2 separate regions of the Homo sapiens genome follow, and region 1 is linked to region 2. The links are chromatin loops, found by intact Hi-C in ENCODE. Cell type or tissue: K562. All regions are shown on one strand. Links, peaks and the distances in the headings refer to the core of each region. The heading gives the core; the rest is flanking DNA.

The links. Peaks named below come from ENCODE experiments on the same cell type or tissue, not always from the same donor. Only the 100,000 strongest peaks of a DNase experiment are listed, where the experiment ranks them.
Region 1: it touches region 2 in a loop (2.3-fold over the local background); 2 of 110 quality-filtered maps call a loop at or near these places.

The regions. Positions count from the first base shown.
Region 1 is chr6:27,210,221-27,215,600 of GRCh38, reverse strand. It overlaps TRR-ACG2-2 (tRNA-Arg (anticodon ACG) 2-2), which reads left to right and starts at 1,685; the gene lies at 1,685-1,757. It overlaps TRR-ACG2-3 (tRNA-Arg (anticodon ACG) 2-3), which reads right to left and starts at 428; the gene lies at 356-428. It also overlaps the pseudogene RPL10P2. RefSeq lists an enhancer at 1-458. In K562, for the core only: CTCF peaks have their summits at 824 (motif pointing left) and 2,429 (motif pointing left); DNase peaks (open chromatin) are centred at 400 and 1,680; H3K4me3 peaks cover 2,147 bases.
Region 2 is chr6:27,500,573-27,505,952 of GRCh38, reverse strand. It overlaps TRS-AGA2-4 (tRNA-Ser (anticodon AGA) 2-4), which reads right to left and starts at 2,914; the gene lies at 2,833-2,914. TRD-GTC2-7 (tRNA-Asp (anticodon GTC) 2-7) reads right to left here and starts at 2,209; the gene lies at 2,138-2,209. TRS-TGA4-1 (tRNA-Ser (anticodon TGA) 4-1) reads left to right here and starts at 44; the gene lies at 44-125. RefSeq lists silencers at 52-111, 1-121, 2,074-2,193 and enhancers at 232-311, 2,994-3,043, 3,224-3,503. In K562, for the core only: CTCF peaks have their summits at 329 and 2,115; DNase peaks (open chromatin) are centred at 2,112, 2,692 and 3,202; H3K4me3 peaks cover 1,945 bases.

The DNA.
Region 1 (5,380 bases), core at 177-5,176, 290 kb after region 2:
ATTTGGGAGGCTGAGGCAGGAGAATTGCTTGAACCCGGGAGGCAGAGGTTGCAGTGTGCCGAGATGCAGCCAGTGCGCTCCAGCCTGGGCGACAGAGCGAGACTCCGTCTCAAAAAAAAAAAGAAAAAAAGCAATTTCCGAAGAGACTTAAGGTCTCAAATTTCAGTTTGATACTTAACTTTAAACCAGACTTAAAGGTCACGATTGTGATGTGCAGCAGTACGGTGCAAGGTGAAGAGCCAGATCAGATGAATTTTCTTTCAAAGGACTTTAAGAACCGGTTTCTGTCATCAGTTTGAAAACACACAGGATATTTTTCTTAAAAAAAAAAAAAAAAAAAGCCAAGATTAACACCCGAGCCAGCCAGGAGTCGAACCTAGAATCTTCTGATCCGTAGTCAGACGCGTTATCCATTGCGCCACTGGCCCTCGGTTGCGCTTTTGACTACTGGCCACTCAGTCTGCGTCTGTCGATTATCTATCATTGATGTACCCGCTTTTTGTTTTTGTTTTTGTTTTTTAATGAGACAGAGTCCTGCTCTCTCGCCCAGTCTAGAGTGCACTGGCGCGATCTCGGCTCACTGCAACCTCCGCCTCTCGGGTTCAAGCGATTCTCCTGCCCCAGCCTCTTGAGTATCTGGGATTACAGGCGCGCGCCACCACTCCCGGCTGATTTTTGTATTTTTAGTAGAGACGGGGTTTCACCATGTCGGCCAGGCTGGTCTCCAGCTCCTGACATCAGGTGATCCGCCCGCCTCGGCCTCCCAAAGTGCTGGGATTACAAGCGTGAGCCACCGCCCCCTTGTGTCTATTGCACTTGTGAAAGCTTCATTAATTTATGCAGTCGGTGCATCTGCTCATTCATTAAATAATTTCATTTTTTAAACATACTTGTGTTGGATACTGATGCTTTGTGTGGAACAGTGATCAGAGATCCAAATACTTTAAAAATTTTGAGATAATGAAAAAGAAAATGGAATACTTTCTTGAGGTACACATCATATGTTTTCCATTTCATTCTCCAAAGAACCATAACAAAAGAAACATAACCAAAGAATCCTTACAGAGAAAATAATTTCATACTTTATGCAACAGAAAAGACATTAAGAAACATCTCCCAGGCCGGGCGCCGTGGCTTACGCCTGTAATCCCAGCACTTTGGGAGGCAGGTTGATCACTTGAGGTCAGGAGTTCGACACCAGCCTGGCCAACATGGTGAAACCCTGTCTCTATTAAAAACACAAAAAATTAGCCTGGCGTGGTGGCGCGCGCCTGTAATCCCAGCTCATCGAGAGGCTGAGGCAGGAGAATCGCTTGAGCCGGGGAGGCGGAGGTTGCAGTCAGCCGAGATCGCGCCACTCCACTCCAGCCTTGGTGACAGAAGGAGACTCCGTCTCATAAAGAAAAAAAAACGAAAAGAAAAGAAAAAAAGAAAGAAGTGGGCACATCAAGTAAACAAATGTCAACGACAGTAACTCTATTATGTACATGATGTTCCAAAGCAGAAAATTTCTTTATAAATATAAATATCTGAAGGGAGTGAAACTTATTTAAATTGACCACAAAGACAATCGCGCTTTGCTAGAATCCACAGTCTTGTTCAATGTACGCCTGGTTGTATTGCAAACCAACTATTTTCTTAGTGATCCTAATGAAGAATAGATAATCGAGAGACCCACAACGACGGGCCAGTGGCGCAATGGATAACGCGTCTGACTACGGATCAGAAGATTCTAGGTTCGACTCCTGGCTGGCTCGGAGGCTTATTTTCTTCCCCCCCCCACACACGAATTCTCGCTCTTGTCCCCCAGGCTGGAGGGCAATGGCGCGATTTCGGCTCACTGCAACCTCCGCTTCCCGAGTTCAAGCAATTCTCTTGCCTCAGCCTCCCGAGTAGCTAGTAATACAGGCGCCTGCCACCACGCTCGGATAATTTTTGTATTTTAAGTAGAGACGGGGTTTCACCATGTCGGCCAGGCTGGTCTCGAACTCCTGACCTAAGGTGATCAGAGCGCCTCGGCCTCCCAAAGTGCTTGGATTACAGACATGAGCCACCGCGCCCGGCCTTTTTTTTTTTTTTTTTTTTAATTTTTAAAGAAAAATATCATCCTGTGTGTTTTCCGTTTTTTCTTTTTTTTTGAAATGGAGTTTCGCTCTTGATGACCAGGCTGGAGTTCAATGGGGCAATCTCGGCTCACCGCAACCTTTGTCTCCCGGGGTCAAGCGATTCTCCTGACTCAGCCTCCCGAGTAGCTGGGATTACAGGCATGCGCCACCCACGCCTGTCTAATTTTGTATTTTTAGTAGAGACAGAGTTTCTCCATGTTGGTCAGGCTGGATTCGAACTCCCGATCTCAGGTGATCCGCCCACCTCAGCCTCCCAAAGTGCTGGGATTAGAAGCGTGAGCCACCGCCCCCTTGTGTCTATTGCACTTGTGAAAGCTTCATTAATTTATGCAGTCGGTTCATCTGTTCATTCATTAAATAATTTCATTTTTTAATATACTTATGTTGGATACTGATGCTTTGTGTGGAACAGTAGAGATCAAAATACTTTAAAATTTTGAGATAATGAAAAAGAAAATGGAATAAAATACATTCTTGGGGTATACATCATATGTTTTCCATCTCATTCTCCAAAGAATCATAACAAAACAACCATAACCACAAAACCATTACAGAGGAAGTAATTTCCTCTGTAATTATAAGACTCTATGCAACAGAAAAGATTTTAAGAAACATGTCTCAGGCTGGGTGCGATGGCTAACGCCTGTAATCCCAGCACTCCAGGAGGCCGAGGTGGGTGGATCACCTGAGGTCAGGAGTTCGACACCAGCCTGGCCAACATGGTGAAGCCCCGTCTCTACCAAAAACACACACAAAAATTAGCCGGGCGTGGTGGCACATGCCTGTAATCCAGCTCGGGAGGCTGACGCGGGAGAATCGCTTGACCCCGGGAGGCAGAGGTTGCAGTGAGCCTAGATCGCGCCATTGCACTCCAGCCTGGGCAACAAGAATGATACTCCGTCTCAAAAAAAAAAAAAAAGAAAAAGAAAAAGAAAAGAAAAAAGAAAGAAAGAAACATCTTCCTTCCCCAAATTAGGTAAATTGATATAATAATTCAAGAAAGGTAAACATTTTGGCTGGGCACAGTGGCTCACACCAGCACTTTGGGAGGCCTAGGCGGGAGGATCGCTTAAACCCAAGATTTAGAGAACAGCCTGGGCAACATAGCGAGACACGGCGCTGCTCCCCACCCCTCCCCCGCCCTGCCCGTCTCAAAAGAAAAAAAATGGTAAACATTTTAACAACAAAATTCATTTAGCAACCTAGAAACTTGGAGTTAATATAAATATAAAGTTAAATTATAACAGTCATCATTAGATAAATTGGCTAAATATTATTTAAGGACTCAATGTAGGCGAAATAGGCATGTGAAAATGCAAAAGTATTTATAAACGGGGGTGGGTGGTCCTCTCCTCTGAAAGTGAGAAGCTCGGTAGTTTTGGGCCCCATTGCAGCCACAGTGCACAGCGCCTTTATCCCGACTCCTTCCTTGTAGCCTTGGCTAAGTTGTGTATCCGCCTTTTGTCTCAATTTCCTCATTTCTATTCACTGCTTTTTTTGTTGGTTTTGTTTTTTTGTTTTTGCTTTTTTTTTTGGACAGGAAGTAGGATTTACGGCGAGTATTAAGAGGAGGCAGCACAGTGGAAGCCCTCATGAATGCAAAGCCCTCCCTTGTCCAGAGGGCCACGATCGGGGATGTACTTGATCCCACAGCCATCTGGGATGAGCTGCTTCTCAGCCACCATGTCTTCAAATTCATCTGCATCGAACTTGGTGAAGCCCCCCTTCTTTGAAATGTGGACCTTCTGGCGGCCAGGGAACTTGAACTTGACCCTGCGAAGGGCCTCAATCACATGCTCCTTGTTCTGCAGCTTGGTGCGAATGGACATGATAACTTGGCCAATGAGAATCCTGGCCACAGTGCCCTGCGGGCTTTCCAAAGGCACCTCCCATACCTGTTTGGAGCCTGTCAGTCCCAGCACAGGACAACATCCTGTTGATGCAGATGACGTGGAAGGGGTGCAGCCGCACTCGGATATGAAAGCCATTTTTGCCACAACTTTTTACTATGTACTTATTGGCACAAATTTGGGCAGCCACCAGGGCTTCAGAGGAGAGCTGCTCATATTCATCTGACGCCATGTGACCAAAGAGAGGAAACTCATCCACTTTTGCTTGCTTCCCAGGTCTAAGATGCGAATCTTGGCATCAGGGACACCTCAGCAGAAGCAAGACTTTGGATACGGCTTGTTTTCACAATACCGGTAACAACGGGCGCGGCGGCGGCCCATGGTGACACCAGGATCTTCAGTGGCACGCCGAAGGGAAAGAGCTCTATTCACTTTTTTTTTCTTTTTTTTGGAGACGGAGTCTCGATCTGTCACCCAGGCTGGAGTGCAGTGGCGCGCTCTCCGCTCACTGCAAGCTCCGCCTCCCGGGTTCACGCCATTCTCCTGCCTCAGCCTCCCGAATACCTGGGACTACAGGCGCCCGCCACCACGCCCAGCTAATTTTTTTTTTTTTTGTATTTTTAGTCGAGACGGGGTTTCACCGTGGTAGCCAGGATGGTCTCGATCTCCTGACCTCGTGATCCTCCCTCCTTGGCCTCCCAAAGTGCTGGGATTACAGGCGTGAGCCACCGTGCCCAGCCTGTTCACTCTTTTTAAGAGTGCCAGGCACACACATACTAATGGATATTTATGATCTTAGATCTTTTAAATTATCATCAGCCTGGTTTGTTTTTAATACCACAGAACTACTTAATGATGCTTACCTACATTTCTATTATCAGTACAGGGAGTTTTTGTTGTTGTTGTTTGTTTGGTGTTTTTTTAAATTATTATTTTATTTTAATTTTATTTTTTTCTCTTTCTGTCACCCAGCCCCAGGCTGGAGTGCAGTGGCGCGATCTCGGCTCACTGCAACCTCCGCCCCCCGGGTTCAAGCAATTCTCTGCCTCAGCCTCCCGCGTAGCTGGGACTACAGGCGCCCGCCACCACGCCTGGCCTCCGAAAGCGCTGGGATTACAGGTGTGAGCCACTGCGCCCGGCCTGGGGAGTTGTATTTTTATTTTTATTTTTTATTTATTTTTTTGAGACGGAGTCTCGCTCTATTGCCCAGGCTGGACTGCAGTGGCCTGATCTCGGCTCACCGCAACCTTCACCTCCCGGGTTCAAGCAATTCTCCTGCCTCAGCCTCCCAAAGTGCTGGGATTACAGGCGTGAGCCACCGCGCCCGACTGAGGGGAGTTGTATTTTTAAAGCAAAATTTCCTCTTTGCCGTTAGAATCTGTCGCTGCTTTCCCATTTAGCAAT
Region 2 (5,380 bases), core at 235-5,234:
CTCACATCTTCAAAAGCTTAAACCAAGAGCACTACACAGGTGCGTAGTCGTGGCCGAGTGGTTAAGGCGATGGACTTGAAATCCATTGGGGTTTCCCCGCGCAGGTTCGAATCCTGTCGGCTACGGTTTGGTTTTAGCCTGACTTCTCCCAAATAGTTTCCTTCTAATTGCACCCCAAAGGCAACTGAGTCTCCTGGATTACAATTGTGTCATCTCCTTTGGTAACACTGCGTTGAACTCTGCATTCTAGCTGTCATCATCATTATTAACCCTGCGTTGTAGTTTACCTCTTTCTCTGAGTCCATTACTTTCCTCCTCCTCCAACATCCGAGACAACCGTGTCTCGAGTAAGAGAGAATCTATTGCTGTGGTGTAAACACCACCTAACGTTAATCCTGATTTGAGGAAGGCAATTCTCTTTTCCTCACCTACAAGCTCTGAGAATCGAAGTCAGACTCCATCGAGTTTTCTCTGTAGATAAGTCTAAGTTGCTTGTCTGGTGTGTGAAGATTTTGCCTATAGTGTATTAAGTGTTTTGTTAGCCCAAGTTTAGGGACTGTCATTCAACAGCAACAAGGCATTACCTGTTTTGCAGCAATAACAATGATTGTGATTGTAGCTTCAATATAAATTCGTTGGTTTGTAGACAGTACCACACACACTGTATCTTCTCGGCCTAAAAATTCGAGAGCCCAAGAATGGGAAAGGTTTATTAAACCACAGGAAGTGGATGTTAAAGCTAGCCTCTGGCTGCCAAGCCCTTATTATTTTTATTCTATTGATTTTGTTAAATGTCTTCATCTTACAGCTTAGAAAAATTCAAGGTGAAGTTCTCTGGCCCCAGTCTATTCTTCCTATCTTCTCCAGCACATTCAAAGACCAAGAACACTTATCTGGGCTTTACAGTAGATTCAGGAAACAGTGTAACTTCAGACACTCAGTACTTTGGTTCTCATACAGAATAAAGTTGGGAAGAAAAGGTCGAGGGAGAAGACGAAAAGATGTGGAAAAACAAGAAAACGGAAGAGAGGAGAAAGGCCAGGAGATTGAAGGAATGGAACAAAAGAGAAGCTAGCAGGGTGCCAAATATAGGAATGTTCTCACCCCTCTTGCCCACTTTTATTCTGAGTTTCCTCTGTCTTAGCAACCCCTAAATGCCCTTGCTCTTGCTCTGACAGGCAACTTTCCACTATCTCCACTCTTTGAAATCAGCCCCTGATGTCAAGGCACTTCTTAAAGTCCAATTCCTCCACAGAGGCATTTGTATTGTTTCCAGTTTGGCTATTATAACTAGTGCTGCCATGAATATTCTTGTACATGTATTTCAGTGAATATAAATAAATATTTTTGTTGGAGAGATATACTTATGGGTGGAATTACAGAGTCACAGTACATGTATACATTCAAGATTTAATATATAATGCTAAGTCATTCTCGCAAGTGATTGAGCCAATTTACACCCCCTGAGCAAGTATCACATTGTCCTGATTGCTATGGCTTTTTAAGTAACCCCCCCCCCATTTCAGGTAGCTCAATTTTTATTTTAAATCTGACATACATTCACTAACACATTGCCTGAAGCTTCAGATATTGTTGAAAGCAGCAGTGTTGACATTCCTCATGTGCTCCTGAAACTTGGGAATCTCCTCAAAAGTCTGTGGCCACTTTGTCATCTTCCCTCATACATTTGATCGACATCTTGTGGATTCTATAGTTTGGAGTTGCCCAGGTCAGCCATTGCAGCTGGGGCATACACGAGCCCCCAGCTGGGCCTTGTCGATATCTTCATTCCAAGATTTGATGTCTAGAAGGATGGAGGACTTGAACATTTACATGAGCTTTCTGACCATGCAAATAAGAGGCAGATGCTAGACAACTGTATTCTCGTTAACTTTTAATGAGTACATTTTGTGTCATTTAAACCTAGATTCTCCTATGGGCCTTAAAGTAACTGTGACTTTGAGGTTTCAGAATTGACTGGAATGTTTCTCTGATCAGAGCAGCGGTCTTAGGAGTGAGGAAAGTCGAGAGGGTCCATTGGCAGTTAAGGAGGAATGGCAGAGGGGTCCCACCGCAGCTCTGCTCTCAGAGCCAGGTAGGGGCCATCAGTGGGCAGAAGATGCAAAAAGCAACTTTTCTCCCCGTCGGGGAATCGAACCCCGGTCTCCCGCGTGACAGGCGGGGATACTCACCACTATACTAACGAGGAAGAACTCTGCGTCAGCGAGTTTTGACTACCTCTAATAAACTTAAGTATTCTTGCCCACTTTTTTAAGTCTGTAAGTTTGTATTCTACTAAATTGATTATACTTGGCGAATTTACACTTTAATCTGCCGCCTAAGCCAAAACGACGGGGTCTGTCAGGACAGCCTGGTCTTTCGATTGTGGTGGTGTCGAGATCTCTGACAGTGTTTCTAGTCATTTGCAACCAGCGAGACCGGGTGACCAAAGCAGTTGAACCATTGATTCCACAGAAACTGATAATTGACCAAAGACTTGGACCTCTGACTAGGACTAAATTTCCATGAAGAGGAAAGCACTATCAAGACTTGTAACAGGTATAGGCTTCAGGAGGGTTTGGAAGGCAGGGAAACGAGAGGCGTCCCCAAGAACCGTACAAAGGTACCGCTAACGGGAAAATGACTAGGTATCTGCTAATTAAGGTACCCATAATCTTATGAAAATAGTAGGTATTCAGTAACTTCCACCCTCCATTGTTGTGGGGTTTCAGGATCGGGGAAGTACCAAACAAATTCAGTTCGCAACACGTGAGTTGGCTTAAATTTCTTTCTTCTAAATTTTCTGTTGTTAATTATCTAAAACCTCGAACTCGTAGTCGGCAGGATTCGAACCTGCGCGGGGAGACCCCAATGGATTTCTAGTCCATCGCCTTAACCACTCGGCCACGACTACACAGAATCACAACGTTTTTTTTCACGGTATAGACATGAGAAAATGCAAATCAGGATAATTACTATCTAGGTACAAGAAAATGGGCTTTGTGAGTTGAACGCAAACTTTCAGGTACAACGAGAGTTTGGTTAAAAAAAAAAAAGCAAAAAAAGCCAACCTCCTGTGCCACCTGGACAAGAGCACTGGAATGAGAGTACTCCCGCGTGAGGATGAGCATCATCAGCGTTCCAAACAAAGAATACAAACTTCACGTTAGTAAACAGTGAGCGAGCTCCCGTCGGCGCCCGGAAGTAGGCTGTGGTCTGAGCTCTGGCAGTGGAGTCTCTGCAACTGGAACTAAACTTTGCTAATTAACAAGTGGACTGAGACCCTAACTTACGGCCCCCACTTATCTATTGCCTTTGAACAGCCTGTCTTCCGATAGCCCTGGACACTTTGGAAGATTGCATAACTTGTGGGAAATCAGCACTTTGATCAAAGTGGAAAATGGGCAGAAACAGCTGGTGATTTACATGATTTACATAGTTACGATGCAAGGATGTCCACTGTGGCATTGTTTGTATATAGCATGTAAATATGCTAACTAGTAAGGGAATGGTGTGATGCATTCCTATCACAGGGTACTATGCAGCTGTTAAAGAATTAGATTCTTATCGTTTTACTTGGAAATGTGTGTAAACTTTAATCCACAAAATAGCGAACATAAATAGTTCTATTTATATCGAATGAACCCCCAAATTAAAGTCCATTAAAAACATCCGAAGGGACGCTCACCAATCTAACAAAAGAGCAAAATGGAATGTAAGTGAGAGATTAAAATATCAATTTCGATTACTTTTGTATTCTTTACATTTGTCATAAAAACAATCTGCATTATTTATATAATTGGAAAATTAAAAATGGAAAAACAGACTGCATTAATTATATAATTGGAAAATTAAAAATGGAAAAACAGGCTAAAATATGCCATTGCATACTTACGCATTTAAAAACTGGTTGTGTAAAAACAAAAAAGTTAATACTAATTTATCTGAGGTGTTGAATCATAGCTCCTCATCGTTTTCTTCTTTTAGCTCTTCTCTCTTTCAAATTTTCAAGCAAAGTATATGTATTTATTTGTATTTTTACTTGAAGTGTTCCCACTCTTCCTTAAGACTACAAGATGATTGTAATACCTTGTTATCTGTTTGAAGAAATAAGGAGTGGTATGGCATTGATATTGAACCAGTAAAAATAATGCTACTATCTAACTATTCTAAATTTCACATTTTAGAAAATGCCTTCACATTCAGGATCTCATGTAACTCTCAGAACAGTTCCATGAGGTGCTGCCACCCACTTTTACAATAAGAAAAATGTCCGGATAAGAGAACTTTGTACATTCACAGGGCTACTGAGTATTGAAATCAAAGCATCTTACTCTGTATCAATTACTCTTTCCTTATAGAGATGGAAAATGACACCTTTAAGAAAAGAAAGGCACAGTCCTCTCAGCATTCAAAGGATAAATCCCACTTGGTCGCAGCATATCACCCTTTTTAAAAATTGCTGATTCAATTCGCTAACATTTGTTAAGAATATTTACACCTATTTTCATGAGGAACATTGGTTTGTAATTTTTTTTTTTCTCAAACTGTGATCTGGTGTTTGTTCACTTTGTTTTTGCTGAGGTAGGGCTATTTCATTTTTTATTTTTTATGGTAGCTTATTTTATTGAGGTAAAATATATATGTTTAATTTACCATCTTTACCATTTTTAAGTGTACAGTTCAGTAGAAATAAATACATTTATATTCTTTGTTTCCCTTCATCCCTCCCAAGTTTTGATATCAACTAATATTCAATTCATAAAATGAGTAGGAAAGTGTTCTCTACTTTTCCAGTTTCTGGAAAAGTTTATGTACACATGATATTATTTCCTCTTTAAAGGTTTGGTAGACTCCACCAATGAAGCCATCTAGGCCTGGATTTTTCTTTTAGAGAGGTTTTTAATTATAAATTATATTTTTAACAGTTATATTACAATTCAGATTATTTCTTGAGTGGGTTTTAGTAGTTTCTACCTTTTGAGAAATTGATATATTTCATCTAATTTGTCAAATTAATTGGCATATTATCCAAAATATTCTTTTATTTTTTGTATAATCTAGGTAAATGTCCCCTGTTTCTTTCCTGCTACATTTATTTTCTGAGCAGTCCGACTGGAGATTTATCAATATTATTCATCTTTTCAAAGCACTGGTTTTTAGATTTCATTGATCTTCTCTATTGTTTTTCTATTTCATTCTCTTTTGCTCTTTAATATTTGTTCTCTTCCACTTACTTTGAATTTAATTTACTCTTATTTTTCTCGTTTGTTAAGGTGAAACTATAGATGATTGATTGACACTTTTTTTTTTTTTAAGGGTCTGGCTCTGTCACCCAGGCTGGGGAGCAGCTGGGGTGTAGTGGCACGATTTCTGCTTG